Linked DNA regions of Homo sapiens: region 1 is linked to region 2. Evidence: read pairs that join two places in POLR2A ChIA-PET (ENCODE). Cell type or tissue: Panc1. All regions are shown on one strand. Each heading gives the region's core, and the rest is flanking DNA. Links, peaks and the distances in the headings are about the cores only.

What was found. Peaks named below come from ENCODE experiments on the same cell type or tissue, not always from the same donor. Only the 100,000 strongest peaks of a DNase experiment are listed, where the experiment ranks them.
Region 1: POLR2A ChIA-PET joins it to region 2 with 11 read pairs; 6 of 35 experiments call an interaction of 5 or more read pairs at or near these places.

The regions. Positions count from the first base shown.
Region 1 is chr16:29,958,481-29,965,363 of GRCh38, forward strand. It overlaps TMEM219 (transmembrane protein 219), which reads left to right and starts at 3,599. Exons shown (of 6, transcript NM_001083613.2): 1 at 3,599-3,652; 2 at 4,627-4,828; 3 at 4,920-5,109. The coding sequence starts at 4,664. RefSeq lists an enhancer at 2,972-3,081 and a silencer at 3,432-3,881. In Panc1, for the core only: no CTCF peak of the experiment used is centred there; a DNase peak (open chromatin) is centred at 3,341; H3K4me3 peaks cover 1,751 bases; H3K27ac peaks cover 1,530 bases.
Region 2 is chr16:30,028,937-30,035,819 of GRCh38, forward strand. It overlaps TLCD3B (TLC domain containing 3B), which reads right to left and starts at 2,335. Exons shown (of 5, transcript NM_031478.6): 1 at 1,467-2,335; 2 at 496-579. The coding sequence starts at 1,591. RefSeq lists an enhancer at 1-388 and a silencer at 6,215-6,304. In Panc1, for the core only: CTCF peaks have their summits at 3,475 (motif pointing left) and 3,707; a DNase peak (open chromatin) is centred at 3,487; H3K4me3 peaks cover 386 bases.

The DNA of each region.
Region 1 (6,883 bases), core at 1,934-4,433, 71 kb before region 2:
CTGCCTCCAAAAAAAAAAAAGAAGAAGAAGAAAAAAGGTTTAGGCAAACATGCACTTTTCCTGTTGCTTTTTTTTTTTTTTTTGAGATGGAGTTTCGCTCTTGTTGTCCAGGCTGGAGTGCAATGGCGTGATCTCGGCTCACTGCAACCTCCGCCTCCTGGGTTCAAGCGATTCTCCTGCCTCAGCCTCCCAAGTAGCTGAGATTACAGGCATATGCCACCACGCCCGAATAATTTTGTATTTTTAGTAGAGATGGGGTTTCTCCATGTTGGTCAGACTAGTCTTGAACTCCCAACCTCAGGTGATCCTCCCGCCTCGGCCTCCCAAAGTGCTGGGGTTACAGGCATGAGCCACTGCGCCCAGCCTGAACATGCCAGATTGTAGTTCCAGGAGGCCAGAGATCATGAATACTTTGTCCACCACTATATTCCCAGCCCACAGAATACACAGCCTGGCAGCCAACAGATGCTTATTGAATGAACGAGCCTCAACAGGGCTTTCTCATTCCCACATGCCATGCTGTGGTCAGGCTTAAATCATAACCCAACTTCTGCCACCTAATATATGTATGACCTTGGTTAAATTAAACCAGCAGTCCCCAACCTTTTTGGCACTGGGGACCAGTTTCATGGAAGACAATTTTTCCACCAGGGGAGGAATGGTTTCGGGATGATTCAAGCACATTACATTTATTTTGCACTTTATTTCTATTATTATTACATTATAAGGTATAATAAAATAATTATACAACTCATCATAAAGTAGAATCAGTGGGATCCCTGAGTTTGTTTTCCTGCAACTAGATAGTCCCATCTGATGTTGATGGGAGACAGTGAGAGATCATCAGGCATTAGATTCTCATAAGGAGCAACCTAGATCCCTCGCATGCGCAGTTCACAATAGGATTCATGCTCCTATGATAATCTAATGCCGCTACTGATCTGACAGGAAGCAGAGCTGAGGCGGTAATGCAGGCAATGGGGAGTAGCTGTAAATACAGATGAAGCTTCTCTCACCAGCCATTCACTTCCTGCTGTGCGGCTCAGTTCCTAACACGTCACGGACTGGTACTGGCCCCACGGCCCAGGGGTTGGGGACCCCTGACTTAAACTAAGGGCCAGCTTTCCAGAATAACATCCACTTTGAGGGCTTGTTGAGTGGATTAAGTCAAAATGTTGGTATACTTGGCTGGTGCGGTGGTTCACACCTGTAATCCCAGCACTTCGTGAGTCTGAGGCGGGTGGATCACCTGAGGTCAGGAATTTGAGACCAGCCTGGCCAACATGATGAAACCCCATCTCTACTAAAAATACAAAAAATTAGGCCGGGCGCGGTGGCTCACGCCTATAATCCTAGTACTTTGGGAGGCCAAGGCGGGTGGATCATTTGAGGTCAGGAGTTTGAGATCAGCCTGGCCAATATGGTGAAACCCTGTCTCTACTAATAAGTACAAAAATTAGTCAGGTGATAGTGGCGTGTGCCTGTAATCTCAGTTACTCGGGAGGCTGAGGCAGGAGAATCCCTTGAGCCTGAGAGGCAGAGGTTGAGGTGAGCTGAGATTGGGCTGTTGTTGAGTTGTAGGAGTTCTTTATATATTATAGATATTAACCCCTTATAAGATATATGATTTGATATTTCCTCTCATTCTGTTGGTTGCCTTTTCACTGTCCTTTCCTTTTTTTGTTTTTGTTTTTTGTGGGGCAGAGTTTTGATCTTTTGCCCAGGCTGGAGTGAAGTGGTGCAATCTCAGCTCACTGCAACCTCCACTCCCCAGGTTCAAGCGATTCTCCAGCCTTAGCCTCCGGAGTAGCTGGGATTATAGGCGCCCGGCACCATGCCTGGCTAATTTTGTACTTTTAGTAGAGATGGGGTTTCACCATGTTGGCCAGGCTGGTCTCAAACTCCTGACCTCAGGTGATCCACCCGCCTCGGCCTCCCAAAGTGCTAGGATTACAGGCTTGAGCCACCGTGCCCAGCCTGTTGTGTCCTTCGATGCACAGAAAAGACTCTTTTCTCTACTGAACGCCCACAGCACCCTTGTCAAAAATCATTTGACTAGTCAGGGCACAGTGGCTCACGCCTGTAATCCCAGCACTTTGGGAGGCCGAGGCGAGAGGACTGCTTGAGGTCAGGAGTTCGAGACATGCCTGGGCAACATGGCAAATGGCAAAACCCCGTCTCTACACACAATGCAAAAGTTAGCTGGGCATGGTGGGTGGCGTGTGACTACCGGCTGTCTCAACTACCCAGGAGGCTAAGGCGGGAGGATCTCTTGAGCCCAAGACGTCCAGACTGCAGCGAGCTTTGATTGTGCCACTGAACTCCAGCCTGGGCGATGACAGAGCAAGGCTCTGTCAAAAAAAAAAAAAAAAAAAAAAAAAAATCGGCCGGGTGTGGTGGTTCACGCTTGTAATCCCAGCACTTTGGGGGGCCGATGCGGGCAGACCACGAAGTCAAGAGATCAAGACCATCCCGGCCAACATGGTGAAACCTCGTCTCTACTAAAAATACAAAAATTAGCTGGGCGTGGTGGCGTGCGCCTGTAGTCCCAGCTACTCGGAAGGCTGAGGCAGAAGAATAGCTTGAATCCGGGAGGCGGAGGTTGCAGTGAGTCGAGATCGCGCCACTACACTCCAGCCTGGCGACAGACTGAGACCCCGTCTCAAAAAAAAAAAAAATCATTTGTATATGCGAAGGTTTTGTGCCACAAACTTTTGTGGCTGTTGATACAAACGACATGGCCTCTGCCTTAAGGAAGCCACAGTCGAATTAAATAGATTCCGTTTCAAGTAGCATCTGTCCTGTGTGCTTAGTGGGCACTGGGCCCATGTTTTCCCACATTTTACCCTTTAAGCTTCTGATCCAACCGGTGAGATAGATAGGATGATCCTCTTTAGTAGAGGGGTAAGCTTAGTCCCCTGAGAGCGCGGCTATGGCTTATGCGAGGGTACGGACAGTCAGGATTTGAACCCAAAGTTCCTGGCTCCATGTGTCATGCTACCTCCAGTCAGATGTTCTCACCTCCAAAACTTGGGCAGAAGTGAACTGAGATGCTCTCTACTGAGCAACTCTTCAGCTCCAGCATCCTATACATTAAGGAGTCACTAAAAGTCAGGGTCCACGAGAAAGGTGCAGATCGGGGTGCACAGAAGAGCGGAGTCCAAAACACCACTCCCAGCCCCAGTGGACAGAGTCCTCAAGTGGCAGCCCTGCAACTCTGAGCGGATGCCGAGTCCTCACCGGGAACCCGGGCGCGGCTGGTCTGTGCTATTGGCGCGGGTAGGGGACGCACAGCCCAAAAATGCCCGCGACAAGCTTCTGGGGCAGTTCTCGCCAGTCTCTCTGGAGGGAGCCTACGGGTTCTGCGACGTTTCTCGCACTTGCTCCCTGGCCTCGCTCCCGTTTCCACCCCTCCCACGGAGGTTTTCCTTTCTGGTGGCTCCTTCCTTGGGTGTCCCTTTGGTACGCCCCCACCCTGGCGGTGAGCTGCGAGGCTGGCGCCCGCGTGGCCACTGCGCATGCGGACCCGGCCGCGGGGCGGGGCCGCGCGAGGAGGAGGGTCGGGGACGGAAGCGCAGAGCACGGACCCCGCCCCCTCGCGGCCCCGCTCGTGACGTCGCGGGGGGCGCCGGCCTCCGCCCGGCCCCGAGGGGTAAGAGCGAGCGGCTGGCGGATCCGACGCGCGAGACCGGGAGGGGACGAGGGCGTTGCAATCGTTCGGGGCGGGGGCTTTCCGGGGAGGGGGTGCTCAGGTGCACCAGCGGCGGCGGACCCTCAGACTCTGCCCTCCCCTCCCTTTAACCCCCTTCCAGCCGGACGGGAGGCGGGGCAGGGCTGAGCATTTGTGACACCTACATTTCCGTGGCTCCCTTCTTTTCCCCCGACCCCTGTTTATCTCTTCGCCTTCCAGAAGTTCTTTTCCATCAGGCCGTCGCACCTTGCGTGGGAAGGAGCACCCCACTTGGAAGCAGGAGGCGGGGTTCAGATCTTGGCCCTACCCCTCCTGTGTTAAAGTCCGCGAGCCTCAGTTTCCCTCACAGTATTTTTTGCCTCGCCTTACCCGGTTTTGAGGATCTGTACGAGAAAGAGAAAGGAAGTGGACATTTGTTGAATTCCTGCATGGCCAAATACCACGCAGACTGCTTCATCCGCCACGTTTAATCCTTATTACTTGGTGTTCTCAGAACTCCCATTTCATGGATTCTTAAGCTCACAGAGTCAGTGAATAACAGAAAGGGATTCAGATCTAGCCGTTTAGCTGCACAGTGGAGTTCTTCTCCAGAGTCTTCCCTTGTCTGGGCTCTGGCTGGAACTATTCCTCAGCCAAATCCTCGCCCCAGAACAGTGCTTCCTGTTTCTCCAGCTGAGAAGTCTCCCTTTCAGTTTCCTTCTTCCAGCACGGAGTACACTGCTCTGCCTCCACTTAGATTACTTCAGAAATGAAATGCAGCAAATATTTATCCAGCAGTGCAGGGAGTTGAACTTTTGGAGTCGGGAACCTTGGATTCTTGTTCTGGCTCTGCCACTTACTGTGTGGCCTTGGGAAGTCCTTTGTCTTCTCTGAGCTTTCTTTTCTCTTTGCGTAAAAGCGGTGCTCTTGTCCCATTCTCCCTCCCTGTCTTCCAGCAGGCTCTCCCCGGAGGCTCAGCCCCCTCTGCTCCCCATGGGCAACTGCCAGGCAGGGCACAACCTGCACCTGTGTCTGGCCCACCACCCACCTCTGGTCTGTGCCACTTTGATCCTGCTGCTCCTTGGCCTCTCTGGCCTGGGCCTTGGCAGCTTCCTCCTCACCCACAGGACTGGCCTGCGCAGCCCTGACATCCCCCAGGTAAGTTCCCCACCCCCGTACCCGCTCTTCCTTCCAACCTAGACAGGCTTTTGCTGCTAATCTCATCTCACCCGTCTTCTTTTGCTCACAGGACTGGGTCTCTTTTTTGAGATCTTTTGGCCAGCTGACCCTGTGTCCCAGGAATGGGACAGTCACAGGGAAGTGGCGAGGGTCTCACGTCGTGGGCTTGCTGACCACCTTGAACTTCGGAGACGGTCCAGACAGGAACAAGACCCGGACATTCCAGGCCACAGTCCTGGGAAGTCAGATGGGATTGAAAGGTGAGATCAGAGGCTGGGTGTGGTGGCTCACGCCTGTAATCCCAACACTTTGGGAGGCTAAGGTAGGTGGATCATTTGAGGTCAGGAGTTCAAGACCAGCCTGGCCAACATGATGAAACACCATCTCTACTAAAAATACAAAAATTAGCCAGGCATGGTGGCAGGCGCCTCTAATCCCAACTACTCGGGAGGCTGAGGAAGGAGAATCGCTTGAACCCAGGAGATGGAGGTTGCAGTGAACCGAGATCGCACCATTGCACTCCAGCCTGGGTGACAGAGCAAGACTCTGTCTCAAAAAAAAAAAAAAAAAAAATCAGGTGCGGTGGCTCATGCCTGTAATCCCAGCACTTTGGGAGTCCGAGAAGGGCAGATCACGAGGTTAGGAGTTCGAGACCAGCCTGGCCAACATGGTGAAACCCCGTCTCTACTAGAAATACAAAAATTAACCTGGTGGTCTGGTTGCGGTGGCCCACAGCGGTAATCCCAGCAGTTTGGGAGGCCGAGGCGGGCAGATCATGAGGTCAGGAGTTTGAGTCCAGCCTGACCAACATGGTGAAACCCCATCTCTACTAAAAATACAAAAATTAGCCGGGCATGGTTGCACGTGCCTGTAATCCCAGCTACTCAGGAGGCTGAGGCAGGAGAATCACTTGAAGCCAGGAGGCGGAGGTTGCAGTGAGCCGAGATCGTACCACTGCACTCCATCCTGGGCAACAGAGCAAAACTCGGTCTCAAAAAAAAAAATTAGCCAGGCTTGGTGGTGCAAGCCTGTAGTTCCAGCTACTTGGGAGGCTGAGGCAGGAGAATTGCTTGAACCCGGGAGGTGGAGGTTGCAGTGAGCCAAGATCGTGCCACTGTACTCCAGCCTGGGAGACAGAGCAAGACTCCGTCTCAAACAAACAAACAAACAAAAATACAAAAAGTAGCCAGGTGTGGTGGCAGGTGCCTGTAGTCCCAGCTACTTGGGAGGCTGAGGCAGGAGAATCGCTTGAACCTGGGAGGCGGAGGTTGCAATAAGCAGAGATCACACCACTGCACTCTAGCCTGGGCAACAGAGACTCTGTCCCGCCCCGCGCCCCCCCCACCACCCTGCGCCAAAAAAAAAAAAGTAAGGTGAGATCACAGAGGACTGTGGGGTCGGGTATCAGAACACTCAGGGCTGGGCCCTGCCTCTGACCTCACCAATGATGACCTTGGGCACATCCCTGGACTTTAGTCACTTCTGTGATTAGGGCTTTCAGTGAACATGCTGCCGACAGGGTAGGTTTTCTATGAATGCTTTCTTCCTCTGCCAGTTCTGATGTTCTTTGAGTCTATCCTTGGAGGTAGGATGAAATGGGCTAGGTTTGACCTAATGTTTTCTCATCCTTTAGCCACCTCCTCCTAGAGGCCCCTTTTTCCTTAGCATAGTTCTGTATGCCACAAAAGATGCAGAAAAAAATTAGACACCATCAATTTCCAAAGAGCTATAGTCTTCTGGGAAAATGACAAGCGATAGGGAGAATGTGAAAATGTCAGTGGATGCCAATAATCCCTGTGTGACATTTGGCCTTATCTAAAATATGCTAAGATAAAGAGGGATGGAAGAGGGTGGTATTTTCTGACTTCTGAGGTCCTTTACAACACTATCATTCTAAGATTCTCCTGTGAGTATATATGTGTCGGGGGAGTGGGTCTCTGCATGTCCAGATGTACATGTATGTTAACAAAAATAAGGAATGTGTCCGATATATGCAGACTTGGGACAATTCTTTCCCATTCTTTTTACTTTTAA
Region 2 (6,883 bases), core at 2,280-4,779:
TTCACCCTCATCCCCTCCCGCACTGCCTGGCCGTGTGTGGCCTTGTGCGTGTCATCTCTCCCTTGTCCTCTCCCTCAGGCATGGAGTGGATGCCGGATGCCTGGATTATGGGAAGGGCTGAGGGGTGAGCCTGGCATGAGGAGGGGGCACCCCATCTGGGTGCTGGCTGGAAATGGGGTCTGCCTCCTGGGGTGGAAGGCAGGGAGGAGGTGGGGAACCACGACAACACGGGAGACCTGGAAGCCGACTAGAAAGCGCTTTGAGGATCCTCTCTGATCCCCGCTCCTTCTCCCCCTGGTTCTGACCTTTAAGGACAGGACAGGATAAATTTATCCCTGGGTGTTGAGTTGCGGTTATTGCAGTTAACTTGCTCAGGCCCAAGTTAAGGGCTTGGGGACCACAGACAGAGTTCCCTCCAAGATGTGGGGTCTTCCGGGATTACCCGTACACGCCAACCACTGGCACCTGGGCAGGGGGGTGTCTCGCAGCACTTACTGGTCATCAATGATGTGCTTGCAGGAGGTGGAGACGATGTAGCCGGCAGTGGAGGCCATGATGGCCTGGACAGAGGACACCAGCCTGGGGGAGAGAGGGAGGCGTGCTAGAAAGGCAGAAGGGAAGAGGCGTGTGCCTTGATTTCTCCTCGTTGCTAGTCTAACGACTGCGCTTTGCGTTCAGCCACTTCTCGGGCCAGTCCTTGCCTGCCTTCGCCCAAGGCTGGGCTGCCTGAGGTGTGCCCCACCACAGGTACCTCACGGCTCTCCGGCCCGCTCGGCTGCTGTTCCTCAGTCCACCCCACTCCTTGCCACCTTCTTCCTTCCCCATTTGTGGAAACTGAGTCTCCCTCTTCTCAAGCCCGCAGGGTGTCTGTCCTGAGGTGAGACTGAGAGTGAACTGCTGGCCTGGACCTCTCCCCACGAGGGGAGCCTGGGCCGGTTCTTGCCCCGCTTAGCTGTCCAGTCATGACGCAGGCCTCACTCTGGACCCTTTGTGACCCCGAGTTCCCCAGTCACTTTCCCACTGTCTCCTGACTGCCACCAGCCTCCACTCTGCACTCTGGCCCTGTTCTAGGGGTGTAGAGTTGTACCATCCACTCCTCCATCCCTGGCCCCCAAACACTCACCCTGAATGACACCTAGCTGTCTGGCCCTGGCCTCAGTCCCTAATGTCTTATAGGAATGTCTTCGCCGCATGCTGGCCCTGTTTTGGAGGGTGGGAGGGTGTACGGGGAAGAAGAGAGAGGCGGGCTGAACACTAGTAGACCAGATGGCCGGGCTGGATGAGGTCTCCCAGAACAGTGAGCAAGGCAGGCAGTGAGGAGAGAGGAAGCCTGGGGGTAAAGCCCCGGACCCCCACAGGAGCTCCCAGTCCCCCACCGCTGAGGGTCCAGAGAAGTGCCAGGTCCCTTCCATTCCCTGAGAAGCCCAAGAAGCAGACAGGGGCTGAGGGGAAAGAAAGTGGTTTACCTGGCTGAGACAATGACTGCGTCGGCCTCCTCCCAGCGTAGCTGGGGCAGCCGCTGGAGCGTGTTCTTGGAGAGGAGGAAGAGTCCGGGGAACACCACCCCCCCGGCCACCATCGGGGTCAGCATGGTGGCTCAGGACTTGGGCAGGGAGGCAGGCGGGCCGTGAAGGGGCAGGGAGGCCGAGTGGAAGGAGTTAGGGGTGGAGAAGGGACGCCAAGCCCGGGAAGGAGGGAGAAAACGATGAGAAGGGGCACAAAGGGGCCAGGGCGGGGACGGGATGGGGCCAGGGAGTCCGATGAAACTGGGGAGTCGGGAGGGGGCTGGCTGGGCAGAGACGGGGGAGGGGAGGATGGGAGAAGGGGAGCAGGAGCAGGCCAGCGAGGGATGGGGAGAGGCAAAGAGGGGATGGCTTGGTGAGGGACAGAGAGGAAGAGGGGACAGGAGGAGGAGGATGCGGATGGGGGAGGGGAGGGAGCCACCAGGCAGGTGGGGAGGGGAGGCTTACGTGAGAGGCTGGGAGGGCCCGAGGAGGCGGGGAGGGGGTGGGGGTGGGTCTGAGTACCAGCCCCAAAGGAAGGAGGTGGGCGGGAGGGAGCGGAGGAGCAGCCGGGCAAGCGGTCAGCGGTCACCACCGCTCTCCTGGCTCCACTGCCTCCTCTCGCTGCCGCCCCAGTCCCTGCCGCCCGGCACAGACACCGCACATGGCATCATCATAGAGACTCCGTGCCCAGCCCCCTGCCCCCTCGGTGGGGAGGGGGAGGGGGAGGGGAAGTGGCCAGCTTGGGGAGGACGGGGGAGGGGCAGGAAAATGATGGCACCGACCAGACACCGAGAAACCGGACCTGCAGCGGCGTCTCCCCATGCAGCTCTGAGCCACAGCCGCGGCTGCGACAGAGATGGGGGGAGCAGAGAAAGAGGGAGGGGGAGGCCCTTAAAGGAACAGCAGCTGCGGTGGCACAGGGGGCTGCTGGGGACAGGGGACAGGGGCCAGCTCTTCTCTTGGGGAGGAAGGGGGCCCAGGGCTCCTTGGCCAGCTGGGAGGGGGCCCTGAGCCCCCACAGGGGCCTGACCCTGCTTCCCATCAGCACTTTGCAAATGCCTGGCATCTCCTCCCTCACCAAGCCATCCCTCTGTGGCCTGCCCCGGGTCCGAGCTTTGGGTGGCCATTCCAGCGGAAGAGAGCGTTCCCTGGGAGAGGGAGTAAGTGGTGCTTTCTCAGAAGGAAGAGCTGAAGGAGGGGATAGGAGCAAAAACATCTCAACACAGCATCCTCAGAGCCAGAGGCCCCCTCACCCGATGGCGGGGAAGGAAGCTGACATTGGCCAGAGGGGGCACCTGACTGTGCTGCAGGGCTGCCCATGTCCTGTCTGCTGCAGGAGCTCCGAGGTCACTGCGTCTGTCCTTCCCACAGGGCCATCAACGATCCTGAGGCTCCCTGAGGTCACCCAGTTCAGAAGTGGCACAGCCCTCTCATTGCAGGCGTTGGAGGGGCAAGGAGTGGAAGAAGGGGAAACGGTGGCGAGAGCGCGGGGCAGCTGCCTCTCAGGAAGTCCCAGGGAGCCCTAGGATGCCCAGGCCCTGTTCTTCAGACTGCCAGCCCCTCCTGGCCTTCTCTAAATTCCCACCCCTCACTTTTTCCTCAGTTTCCTTAATGCTACTAGCTCCCCTTTCTCTGCAACTTCCACATACAGCCTAGTTTCAGAGTGGGAAAGGACTGCGGGGTGGGCTGGTGCAAGCTCCTCACTGGCCCATAAGGAAAGTGAGGCCTGGGGACTGGGCCCGGGTGGAGCTGTGGGACCTGAGCCAGAGACACTGCCCCCTTTGACTTCTGGCCTCCCATCCTGCTCCCAACTGTCCTGTGGACTTCAGCATGACAAGGGCCTGTTATGCAAACTCCTTTGGTCTCCAAGTTCAATAGTCAACCCTATGGTTTGCCTTTCTCTGCCAGAGCCCACTCCTCGCCTCCCCCAAAGAAAGGCCAGGGACTGGGATTTGCTGTTTTGTGCTGCCCTCTAGCGGCAATCTGTAGGAAAGCACCCAAGAAGTCTCACGCTGATTTAGAGACGGTTGTAGAGACAATAGCGGACCTAGCTCCTGTCCTCAGCCCTTCACGGGAGGGGGAAAGGGGATCCAGCTCCCTGAGTTTTTACTACATGCTGGGCACAGTACCAGGTGATTTCTACTGGTTCTTACTTGGTATCCCTGTTTTACAGAAGAAACAGGTTTAGAAATTTTGTGGGGTTTTTTTTTTTTTTTTTTTTTTGAGATAGGGTCTCATTCTGTCCCCCAGGCTGGAGTACAGTGGCGCGATCATGGCTCACTGCAACCTCAACCTCCCCGGGCTGAAATGATCCTTATACCTCAGTATCCCCAGTAGCTGGGACTACAGGCGCACACCACCATGCTCAGCTAATTTTTGTATTTTTTGTAGAGATGAAGTTTCACCACGTTAGCCAGGCTGGTCTCAAACTCCTGGGCTCAAGCGATCCACCCACCTCTGCCTCCCAACATGCTGATATTACAGGTGGGAGCCACCACGCCCGGATGAAAGCTGGGTTTCAAACCCATGGTTGCAGCCGGGCAAGGTGTCTCACACCTGTAATCCCAGCGCTTTGGGAGGCCAAGGCTGGCGAATCATGAGATCGAGACCATCCTGGCTAACACAGCGAAACCCCGTCTCTTCTAAAAATACAAAAAATTAGCCGGGCATGGTGGCATGCGCCTGTAGTCCCAGCTACTTGAGAGGCTGAGGCAGGAGAATTGCTTGAACCTGGGAGGCGGAGGTTGCAGTGAGCCGAGATCGTGCCATCGCACTCCAGCCTGGGCGACAGAGCGAGACTCCATCTTAAAAGAAAACAGAAAAACCAAAAAACCATAGTTGCATAACCCCAAAGCCACTCATGAGCAAAACTGCAAAAAGGACAGAGGCTGGGGAGGCTGGGTGATGGGCGGCCACCGTAACTACTCGATTGAGGACTACAAGGCTGGTCATGGAACTGTGGTTTCACTTTGGATGAGTAGAGACAGGCTTTTTTTGTCTGCCAGGGAATCCACGTAGACACCCTAGTAAAATCTGTGTTCCGTGTACCTCCTACGCCTCCTGTGGTTTGCTGATACTGCACTTTTATGGTAAGCTTTGTCACACAGGTCATAGATCTGCAGCCCAAGGGCCCAATCCGGCCCACAGACATGTTTTGTTTGGCCAGTATGCAGTTGTCAGTATAGTAGTTCTTAAATAAATTCTTAGTTACTTATCAGTATTCAAGAATTGGAAGAGGTTGGGCGTGGTGGCTCATGCCTGTAATCCTAGCACTTTAGGAGGCCAAAGTGGGCAGATCACCTGAGATCAGGAGTTTGAGACCAGCCTGGCCAACATGGTGAAACCCCGTCCCCGTCTCTACTAAAAATACAAAAATTAGCCGGACGTGGTGGTGCACACCTGTAATACCAGCTACTCGGGAGGTTGAGGCAGAAATGTTGCTTGAACTTGGGAGGTGAAGGTTGCAGTGAGCCAAGATTGAGCCACTGAACTCCAGCCTGGGCAACAGAGTGAGATTCTATCTCAAAAAAATAAAAAGAATTGGGAGACAGCCCACCACAATGACATGCACCTGTAGTCTCAGCTACTCAGGAAGCCAAGGCAGGAGGATCACTTGAGCCCAGGAGTTCAAGACCAGCCTGGGCAACATGGAGAAACCCCGCCTCTACTGAAAGTACAAAAATTAGCCAGGCATGGTGGTGCACACCTGTAGTCCAAGAAACTCAGGAGTCAGCCCGATTCTCAGGGAGAATCACTTGTCAGGGAGGTCAAGGCTGCAGTGAATCATGGTGGTGTCACTGCACTTCAGCCTGGGTGACACAGTGAGACTCTGTCTCAAAAAAAAAGAAGAGGCCGGGTACAGTGGCTCATGCCTGTAATCCCAGCACTTCGGAGGCTGAGAAGGAACAATCCTGTGAGCCCAGGAGTTCAAGACTAGCTTGGGCAACATAGTGAGACCCTGTCTCTACCAAAAAAAAAAAAAAAAAAAATTAGCCAGGCTTGGTGGTGCATTGCCTGTAGTCCCAGCTATGGCAGGAGGATTGCTTGAGCCCAGGAGTTCAAGGCTGCAGTGAGCCATGATCGTGCCACTGCACTCCAGCCTAGGCAACAGAGCAAGACCCTGTCTCAACCTGTCTCAACAACGACAAAGAATCATAACTCCGAAAATATTGGCCCACGTTCTAACCATATAACATTATCAGTGGCTGGAGCTGAGCAGCACTGGCCCTCAGCAGAGAAGGTGAGTCCTCCAGCCTATATCATCCCTGCAGAGCCCACAGCCCTCATATTATCTGCAGCAGTTTTCAACCCCTGCTCTACAGACGCTGATTCATATGATCCTCACACAACATCTCCACGAAGAAAGGAAAGTGGGGTGTTATTATTAAGCCCATTTACCAGTGAGGGATCTGAAGTTCAGAGAAGTTAAATGACTCACAAAAGACCCCACTGTTGGTGTCTTTTTTTCTTTTTCTTTTTTTTTTTTTTGAGACAGAGTCTCACTCTGTCACCTAGGCTGGAGTGCAGTGGCGCCATCTCAGCTCACCACAACCTCCACCTCCCGAGTTCATGTGATTCCCCTGTCTCAGCCTCCAGAGTAGCTGGGATTACAGGCACCTGCCACCATACCTGGCTAATTTTTGTATTTTTAGTTCAGACAGGGTTTCACCATGTTGGCCAGGCTGGTCTTGAACTACTGACCTCAGGTGATCCACCTGCCTCAGCTTCCCAAAGTGCTGGAATTATAGGCGTGAGCCACCACGCCCAGCCTGCTGGTGTCTTTTGACTCCACATTCCAGCTCCACTCCACACTCTGCTTCTGCTTTCACCACAAACTCATTCTGAAAGTAAAAGATCAGTTCCACCAGCCATGGCCCCAGGAAGGACACCCTCACCCTGGTCCTCTTACTTGGATGCTACCAGGACAGCCTCTTGTCTCTCCATCTGCAGGTTGGTGTGGTTCTGCAAGCCCCAGCGCAGGGCAGTGAAGCACAACGGGAAGAAGACGCAACCCACTGCGAACAGCAGGGTCATGCCTGCCTGCAGCCAAGAAGGCAGAAAAAGACGGCCATGAGAACACCTCAACACAACACCCTCAGACCCCCCAGCAGCCTTCTTCACCCCCAATGAGGCAAGCCCCAAGAGACCCATCCATCTGTGGCCATTGAAAGCCACCAGGCAAACCTCTTCTCTAAGCTCCTAGCATCCTTATTACTCTTTTAATATTCCTCATCCGGGGCAATTCGACATCCTAATTATCCCAATTTTTTGTTTTAAACACTCAATTTAGACAATTTCTTTTCTTTTCTTTTCTTTTCTTTTTTCTTTTTTTTTTTTTGAGATGCAGTCTTACTCTTGTTGCCCAGGCTGGAGTGTGG